2 separate regions of the Homo sapiens genome follow, and region 1 is linked to region 2. The links are chromatin loops, found by intact Hi-C in ENCODE. Cell type or tissue: Caco-2. All regions are shown on one strand.

Evidence for each region. Hi-C counts contacts between places; a loop is a spot of excess contacts. Peaks named below come from ENCODE experiments on the same cell type or tissue, not always from the same donor. Only the 100,000 strongest peaks of a DNase experiment are listed, where the experiment ranks them.
Region 1: a loop joins it to region 2, with 6 times the contacts of the local background. A loop is called at or near these places in 3 of 110 quality-filtered maps.

Annotation. Positions count from the first base shown.
Region 1 is chr18:2,081,863-2,086,862 of GRCh38, forward strand. The region is part of intron 2 of LOC105371956 (a long non-coding RNA gene); the gene reads right to left. Among named protein-coding and RNA genes, the nearest start is that of METTL4, 490 kb to the right of the region's middle. RefSeq lists an enhancer at 768-1,269. In Caco-2, a CTCF peak has its summit at 2,017; no DNase peak of the experiment used is centred here.
Region 2 is chr18:2,000,518-2,005,517 of GRCh38, forward strand. No RefSeq gene overlaps it. Among named protein-coding and RNA genes, the nearest start is that of METTL4, 570 kb to the right of the region's middle. In Caco-2, no CTCF peak of the experiment used is centred here; a DNase peak (open chromatin) is centred at 2,304; H3K4me3 peaks cover 298 bases.

The DNA.
Region 1 (5,000 bases), 81 kb after region 2:
CTTCAGGAATGGTTACATGACTTACACCGAGCAAATGGTATAGGGGAGTGGTTTACTGGAAGCGTCTAGGAAAATTCTTCCTAACTCTTCTGAGAAATTTTTCTAAAACAACCTCCCCTCCCTTTGCTTGAACACTGCCAAGCATGGATATGAGGCCATATATCTACAGACATCTTACCAGCCTCAGGATGAAGCCAACATACAGAGAAGTATAAACACCAAGACTCCTGAAAAAGAGAAATGAAGCCCAAATCATGGAAATCCTGACCAATACCTCATATCCAAATATTCCATTAAGTTAGAGAATACTTTTTTTTATTTTTAAATATGAGTTGGGTTTCTATTAAAACTGAAAGAATGTTAACAGATACAAAGGTTTAGGGCAAGCTTGCCTTCTCACAATTACTAAATTATGCACTATTAAATTCATTGTTTTTTGTTAAGATACTCTCTTCAAAGAGCCCATGTTTAAATGGAATATTTAGTAGATTAAGGCATATCTCTTGACTAAAATCTTAGTACATTATCATTGGCACCTACTAGAAAGAACACACTTGTCAGATTGATAGTTATCATCAAGAAACAGGGATTTTTTTTCATTAATTAAGCATTACTTTTAAACATAGTATTTATTGAGTGCCTACAATGTGCCCAATCATACTCTAGGCAATGAAAATACAGTAATGAACAAAACACACAAAAATCCTTGCCCTCATGAAGCTTACATGCTGGAGGGGGAAACATACAATGACATATTTATAAAATATATAGTATGCCAGATGGTGGTAAGTGTTAAGAAGTAAAATCATACAGACCAGAGAGATAGAGAGTCTGAGGATGAAAAGACAATCTAATCTCAAAAAGAGAGTCAAGGAAAGCCTCACTTCTTGTTCACATTTGAGCAAATGCCTGCAGGAAGTTAGAGAGCAAGAGCATCGCTGGGGATAGGGAGATAGCTACAGGCAAAGAGAAGAGGGTGTGTGAAATGCCCTGGAAGTGGAGATGGAAGACTTCCTGCTGTTTCCTGTATGGGGAATAGCAAGGAATGCAACAAAGCTGGGCTGCAGTGAGAAGGGAGAGTAGTGAAGATGGCATTAGAGAGGGGAACATGGGGCCATTGGCACTTAAAAGAGAAAGCAGACCAGTATCAAGTGCTGTAATATGCAAGTTATTAGAAGAGGTCTGGGTCCAGGTATACTTTGAAGATAGAGCCAACAGGATGTGTTGGTGAATCAGATGTGAGGTATAAGAGAAATATATCAGTCAAAAACAACGGCTCAAAGTTTTTCGACGTGAGCATCTGGGAAGATAGTGCTGGTAACTGAAAAGAATGTTATGGCAGAACAAACTTCTTTGGCTATGGGGAGGAGGCAGTACATTTGAGGGAGCCCGAATGTGTATTTGGACTTACTAAATTTGAGCTTCCTGTTAGATATCCGAATGGAGATGTCAAAAAAATCTGTTGATCCTAGGAGGCAGGATTCTGGAGTTCAGAGAAGAGCTCCAGATTAGAGTTGTAAATTTAGAAGTTGTCAGTGTTTTGTTGGTATTTAAAAGCATGAAGTTTGATGAAATTATCTGGAAAGTAGAGGTAGAGTATGAAAATAAGAGATCCGAGGTCTGGGCCCCACGACGACGTGATGCAAGAAAAAGTTTATTTATGTTGAGGAGAGAGGCTCATAAAACGCTGTTGCAACAGAGAAAGGATCCCTATTTCCATCTAGCCCCAAAGCTATGAGGAACAGGAATAAAGGAGATGGCACCAACATATGCCTAAATGGTTGTATGTCTTTCATTATCCCATCCGGGAAGTATATTAACATGGTCTGTAAAGTTCCAATGAAGGTTTGATTTTGTGAATGGGTCCGTTTGCTGAAAGTAACAGTAAGCCCAGACTCAAACTGGAATAAATGATAAGGTGACAGTTAACCTCACATGACAGTGAACCTGAAGGAAGAGCAGACCGAGGAGCAGGCACATGGCTCACCTCTGCCTCCCTGTGGTTCTCCTGCCCCTGCTGCCCCACATTGACTTAGGCATCAGAAAACCACCAAGATGGTCACAGCTGTTTCTGGCCTCAGAGCAATAGCAGAAAAGCAGATCTGCTCTTTGAATGTCTCAGAGCAAAATGAGTCAGAACCGGTGAGGAGCTAGAGAGCTTTACTTCAATGAATAGGTCACATAGAAGTTGACAACTTAATCAAGAAGGAAGCAATTCAAAAGTGATATTCAGCGATGTCCTTGAGCTCATTACATACAGAGTACATTTTTCAAGTACTTTTGCATTGCCTTTCTCTCTTCTATTATTTGCCTTCACATAGCCAACCTCTCAAGGACATTAACAAATTCTTTCAAACCCTTTCTCTTAGTTTTCTCCCCTATGGGCCTTCATCTGCTTCCTCAAATTTAAACCAGTTGCTTTCTGGTCCAGCTGCACAACTATCATTATGGGGATAATGTACTTTGTTACACCCCTGGATATATTTCTTGAATCCCACAAGGAAATCTTTCCTAGAAAGCTTCAGTAGGACATCTCTTCATACTTCATCGGTCAAAATTAGATCCTCTGCCTACTTCTATACCAACTAATGGCAAGAAGACAGGATGACCGTCACTAGAAAAATAAAGGTCCCTTTGACCTAGAGATAGGATTCCTCCCTGAGGAGCCGATGTCTAGAGAAATCAGGATTTTATTGTCAACAAGAAAGAAGGAATTGGATGCTGGGTATGAAGCCAACGGTATCTGATTCAATGATGAATAGAAAACTCTATTTAAAGCACACAAAAGGAGCAGTGAGTTGTAAAAAGAAGAAAATATAATTGCAAAACTAAAAAGCCATCCATTTGATTTCACAAGTTGTTGTTCATGAAATATGAAATAGCTAGAAGATTGATTGATTAGGATTTTTCTTTCTTTTTCTTTTTTTTTTTTTTTTTTTTTTTTGAGACGGGGTCTCACTCTGTTGCCAGGCTGGAGTGCGGTGGTACAATCTCGGCTCATTGCAACCTCCACCTCCTGGGCTAAAGCGATTCTAGTGCCTCAACCTCTCGAGTAGCTCGGATTACAGGCACGAGCCACCATATCCAGCTAATTTTTTTTTTATTTTTAGTAGAGATGAGGTTTCACTATGTTGGACAGGATGGCCTTGATCTCCTGACCTCGTGATCCACCCACCTCAGTCTCCCAAAGTGCTGGGACTACAGGAGTGAGCCACCGCGCCCGGCCTGATTAGGATTTTTAAAATCACTTCTAGCACCAACATTTTGACTTAAATACTATTTTGATAAAATCATGTGAATTGCTATTAAACACCAAAAAATATCACCACTTTATTTTGAGAAATCTTAGTACTTTAATGATAGCCATTTTTGGACATAAACTGGTTGCATAATTTTGTTGTTGTTGTTGTTTTTTAGATGGAGTCTCACTCTGTCACTCAGGCTGGAGTGTAGTGGCACCATCTCGGCTCACTGCAACCTCTGCCTCCCAGGTTCAAGCAATTCTCCTGCCTCAGCCTCCTGAGTAGCTGGGATTACAGGCACGTGCCACCACCCCTAGCTAATTTTTGTATTTTTAGTAGAGATGGGGTTTCACGATGTTGGTCAGGCTGGTCTCGAACTCCTGACCTCGTGATCCGCCTGCTTCGGCCTTCCAAAGTGCTGGGATTATAGACGTGAGCCACCACACCTGGCCAGTTGCATATTTTAAACATTACATTGTTCATGCCAGGTAAATGTAAAACCAAGCTTCAATTGAAAGTAATCTGATGGGTTTCAGACTATAAATTACTTAGTTTTATATCAGAAACAGTGAGCATCTGATTCTTAAAATGGAACTTAATGGAGTTACGATTAAAGTCAGTGTATGAACAGAGCCAGATTAATAGTAGATTAGGTAAATGGTGATCTCAGTCCCAAAGGCAGCTTGCAGTTTATCATATGTCTATATTTCCCTCTTTAAGTGAGAAAACTCTAAATTGATGTTTTTAAAGGCCGTAAGTCATCCCTCCAAATCTCTTCTCTTCTCATCAACCATGTATCCTGGGTCCTGTACATTCTGACCTCCACTTCACTTCATTTGCCTCTAATTTGGTCTCTGTTGCATTCATTGCATTAAGAAGGCACAAAAATACCACACATTTCGCATGTGCAGAATTGTCATTTCAATAGGAACCCTTCTCTCCTACAAAAATCAAGCTTCTATGAAGAAATATAGAAATATATGGTTCAGTTTACTCTTTCTGTCCCTGGCTAAATAATGACTAAATGTGATCTCCCATCCCTTTATAATTGATAGGCCGCTGACCTAAAATAAAAATCACTGCTATTGATTTTCTGTTGGACAAGGTTTATAGCTTGCTTGTTCTTGTGTGCTTTCGATTTATATGTGGCCATTTATTCCCCTGTTTTTTATTTGTGTTGGTTTTGTTAATAAAAAATCATTTTGTAAATAAGATTATCATTACTTATATCAATAATCAGGTTTCTCTAGTAATGAGGCTATCAGGTAATATACCAGTGTTCTTTCTCTCAGAGAAAATTATCTCTTACTCATTTTCACTTAGATTTGAAACATTCATCTCTTCTCAATTCTTTAAAGATAATTCCAAATTAATTATCAAGCTGCACCAGGTAGAAGTAACAAAAATCCTTTAAAGGGAGAAAATAGATAAACCAATTGATTCTTCATGAACTAATCAGCTAAAGTTCTTCTTTCATATTTCAAGTAGCCTTCTCAAGATCACAGCTGATATAATTCATAGGAACTATTACATCATTTTTCTTTGGAAGTTTGAAATAAAGAGTTGAAACCAGTTTCTGAGAGAAACTACTGTTATCTGATAAAATAATTTATGAGGCAATAATGAGGGAAATGTTAATGAACATTCCCAGATTATGTACATCTAGCCTTCTTTCCTGAACCTTCCTGAGTGCAAATAGATCATGTATTACTGATTCCCTAGTAATGGATAAGTCATCATTAGGACCTAAGGTGTTCC
Region 2 (5,000 bases):
TTAAACTGATTTCCTAAATCTGAACTCCAGAACTGTAGGAGAATGAACCTGTACTGTCTTAAGCCACCAAATGTGTGGTAGTTGTTACAGTAGACAATAGGGAACTAAAACAGCTAGTGATCAAAGGAAATAAAAGTAAGTGGATATAATTACTAAGTCCAGGAAAAACAAATGGTGATATATGAAAAGAAATGTGGTCACAGTGCATTATATGGAGCAAAAGAAAATATTAATATATTTATAATAAAAGTTAAATTTTATTTTAACAAAAAATTGTTATGTATATATTTTCACAGTGTAGGGGTGGGTTGCCCCTACACACCTGTGGGTGTTTCTCCTAAGGTGGGACGAGAGATTTGGAAAAGAAAAAGACACAGAGACAAAGTATAGAGAAAGAAATAAGGGGAACAGAGGAACCAGCGTTCAGCATATGGAGGATCCCGCCAGCCTCTGAGTTCCCCTAGTATTTATTCATCATTTGTGGGTGTTTCTCGAAGAGGGGGATGTGTCAGGGTCACAAGACAATTGTGGGGAGAGGGTCAGCAGACAAACACGTGAACAAAGGTCTTTGCATCATAGACAATGTAAAGGATTAAGTGCTGTGCTTTTAGATATGCATACACATAAACATCTCAATGCTTTACAAAGCAGTATTGCTGCCCGCAGGTCCCACCTCCAGCCCTAAGGCGGTTTTTCCCTATCTCAGTAGATGGAGCATACAATCGGGTTTTATACCGAGACATTCCATTGCCCAGGGACGGGCAGGAGACAGATGCCTTCCTCTTGTCTCAACTGCAAGAGGCATTCCTTCCTCTTTTACTAATCCTCCTCAGCACAGACCCTTTAAGGGTGTCGGGCTGGGGGACGGTCAGGTCTTTCCCTTCCCACGAGGCCATATTTCAGACTATCACATGGGGAGAAACCTTGGACAATACCTGGCTTTCCTAGGCAGAGGTCCCTGCGGCCTTCCGCAGTTTTTGTGTCCCTGGGTACTTGAGATTAGGGAGTGGTGATGACTCTTAATGAGCGTGCTGCCTTCAAGCATCTGTTTAACAAAGCACATCTTGCACCGCCCTTAATCCATTTAACTCTGAGTTGACACAGCACATGTTTCAGAGAGCACGGGGTTGGGGGTAAGGTTATAGATTAACAGAATCTCAAGGCAGAAGAATTTTTCTTAGTACATAACAAAATGGAGTCTCCTATGTCTACTTCTTTCTACACAGACACAGTAACAATCTGATCTCTCTTGCTTTTCCCCACACACAGCATTGGGAATGGGGAAGTGTGTACATTTTTGTGTGGGGGAAAGTGTAGAAGATAAATCTTCACTTTATGTAATAGGAAATTAGTCTACATAATAGTAGACTACATAGGTGATTAAAAAAAGGTAACAGCTTTAAGTAAATTTGTTAGAAATATGAAAGTAAGGGATTTGGATCCCAGCCAGGTATCAGACCAGCGCTGCTACTGAAAAAAAAATTTAAACTATACAAAATACAAAAATGTCAGTTTGATGGCATCAGAATACTGCTGTGGCAGCCAAGAAGTAGAGGCCAGGCCCTAGAGAGAAGGACATTTTCTGAGCTCAGTTTACTGCCTCAGCTTTTCTGTTTGGGTTGTTTGCTAACATAAGGCAAAGCAAGAGGATAAAGAGGCCAGATTGAGCATGGCTGCTAAAATGCAGAGAAACCAGCAGAGGTCTGTGTGCAGTTTGGGGTTCCCAAGGCAAATAAGACTTGAGGGATTAAGATCCTTTGGAAAAGGGAGGCCAAGTGAGACCTACTCTTGGAGTGTGTTTTCCAGTTCAGGAATGTTCTAATTCAGCTGCTCTGGCAGGCCACTAAGAAGCCAAGCAGCATGTGTCAGAAAAGCAGCCTCGCAATCCTCAGGAGCAGCAAGTGGATTCAAAACTCGAAAGGAGGTGGCTCTGGAAATACCACAGGGTCTCAGTTAGGAACCCTGGGGAACTACACCAGAGAAAAGCCACAGATAGATTGAGCCTTACAATAGAGAAAACAATAAAGAAAGCAGAGTAATAATATAAGCAGTTGGTGAATTTGTGTAGGAGATAAATGGCAAGTTTTTGTACTTCTTTGTGTTTGAAATTGATACAGGAGATAGAAAGAAATTATTTACGCAGATAATGAGGGCAAAAGAATCCTTGGTGGAATGTCCCTTGTAACAAAAAGCAGCCCAAGAAATCATTTCTTTTCTAACAAAGAGCAGCCTGAAAGATCGAGCTGCAAACATAGATAAGGAAGCTGGAAGCTTGCACAATGGAATGCCTGCAGCTGCACCGATAGGAAGGGCTGCTTGGGGCCAGGCATATCCACCATGCGGGCTCCACCTTCCCTTTTTTGTTAGGACGTGTACAGTGAGAAAGAAAGAAGCAACATGGAGGAGCCGCCTACCTGCATAACCAAAATTGGGGTGGGGGCTGCCAGAGATTTTGCACCCTATGTAGATCAGACACCGCCTCCCCACTAGCTCATCTATAAAAACCCCTGCATTTCACCATGGATCGGCAACCCATTTTTCCAGGACCCCTCTCTGTAGCAGAAAGCTATTCTCTTTCGCCTATTAAAATTCTGCCGTAAACCTCACCCTTTGTGTGTGTCCACGTCCTTGATCTCAGTGGCCATGAGACCAAGAACCTCTGGTGTCAACCCAGACAACGAGGACGCTTCAAAATTACATCACAATTTTAAAAAGTGTGTGTGTGTGTGTGTGTGTGTGTGTGTGTAAGGAGACAGAAAGGGAAAGAATTAAAAAGCAAGAAAATTAACAAAAATATGGGAGGGTAAATGAAGTGAAAGTGTTCTAAGGTCATATGTTGTCTACTGTTAAAAAAAATTAACAAATCCCTTTTCCTTTCTGGAGGAGAAATTCATCTTTATTAACTTTCAGGCTCTGTGCCCCTGGAAACCAGGTGTGGCTTATTTGAGTCTCACAAATATGATTTTTAGCTGAGCCTAAAGTCCTTGCAGCTGCTCATGGAATATTTAACCTGACTTGACCTTCTGCTGCATTATAAAGAAAGGCTCAAATCATTTCAAAGCATTCAAATTATGTGTGTTTTCTGAAAGCATGAAATTAATATCAAGGTAAGAATCAATAAGAAAATATAACCAAAATGTTTACAAATTGAAGATAATAATGTTGAAAATTAGAAAATATTTTAAACTAAATGGAGATGGGATAGATATGCCACAACCTGTGGGATACAGCTTAAGCTGTGCTTGTTAGATTTATAAATATCATTTACAATTTATATATGCTTATCTTAGAAAAAGAAGAGAGGTGAAAACCAATGACCTCAGGCTTCATCTCAAGACCTTGAAATATGTATAAAAGAAATTAAATCCAAAATTAAACATCTTCTCACAAAGAATATCCAAGCCCATACAATTTTGCTAAATTTATATAAAAGATATAAAACTTATTTTATGAAGCAGTAATAACCTTAATAGCAAAACCTGAGAAATACATCACAAGAAAGGCAAATTATAAGCCAGTCTCTTTCATGAACATAAATGCAGAAATCCTAAACATAATATTTGAAATAAAATTCAGTTAGTGATATACCAAAAAAAAGAAACTATTTCATGATAAAGTTACATTTATTTCAGGAATGGAAGATAGTTTTATTATCCAACTCAGTCAGTGTAACTTTCCACAGCAACAGAAAAAAAAGAAAATATGAAGGTCTCAATAGAAGTAGAAAAACATATATTTATAATAAATCCAATACCTACTTATGTTTTAAAACTTGCAAAAAAAGCAATAGTTTATTTATATGTGTTGCAAATAAAGAGTATTTATATAATTCTTGTAACAAACATCATACTTAAAGTTGAAATATTAAAAGCTTTATTCCTGATATCTGAAATGAAAAAAATTGTCCATTCACACCAGTTTGACTAAATATGTCATTGGAGGTCCTATCCATTACAACAAGGCAAAAGAAAAAATACACATATAAGGCTTGAAAGAGAAGACATAAAATAATCATTATTTACAGATAGCATGTTTGGATACATAGAGTAACCCATGGAATCTATCGCAAACTATTAGAATTAATAAGATAATTTAGCAAGGTCTCTGGATACAAGATTAATCGAGCTATTAATTTTATGTCTTCATACTAACAATAGTAATTAGACAATAAATATAAACTAGAAAATTAATTTATATTAGCATTAAAATATCAACTACTTAGGAACAAATCTAATGAAAAATATATCTTAAACAGGAAACTACAACTTATTACTGAAGAAAATAAGACAGAGAAATGAAGGAGGATTCCAACCTTGTGCATTAATGGATACAATTTGTAAAGATGTCAAATATCTGCAAATTTATCTAGAGTTTCGGGAAATTCAATTTCAATCTCAGAAAATATTTATGGAAATTGACAAGCTGATATTCAAAGATATGTGGAAACGTAAAGGCCAAGAATAGGTAATAGAATCTTGAAGAAGAAAGCCGATGCTAGAGGACTGCACTGCAAAATACTGGAATTGATTAAAAGACAGTAATTAAGTTAGTAACAGTGATTTATGACAAATTTGACACTTAAATTTACTGGGAAAAGGATAGATTTTTCAATAAGTGGTACTGAGCCAAGTGGATATCAATATGCTGAAAAAAATTAATCTTGGCCCCTTTCACCATGTACAAAACTGTTTAGGTTTATATATTACTAAAGCTTTAGGAAAATACTTTCATGATCTTGGAGATGGCAAATACTTGGTAAAGGAAATGAAAAGACCAAAGGAAAAGTTTAATAAATTGGCATCTATTAGGATTAAGAACATTTATTTATCAAAAGACATTAGGGGAATAAATCCACAAGCCACAGAATGTATTTGCATTATCCATCTTTGACAAAGGATTTATACCCTCAAATATGTAAAATATTTCTTAAAGTATGTAAGTAATCAATTGTTAGTCTAATATTTTTAAAAGGGCAAATGAAGAAATTCTTAAAGAAGCAT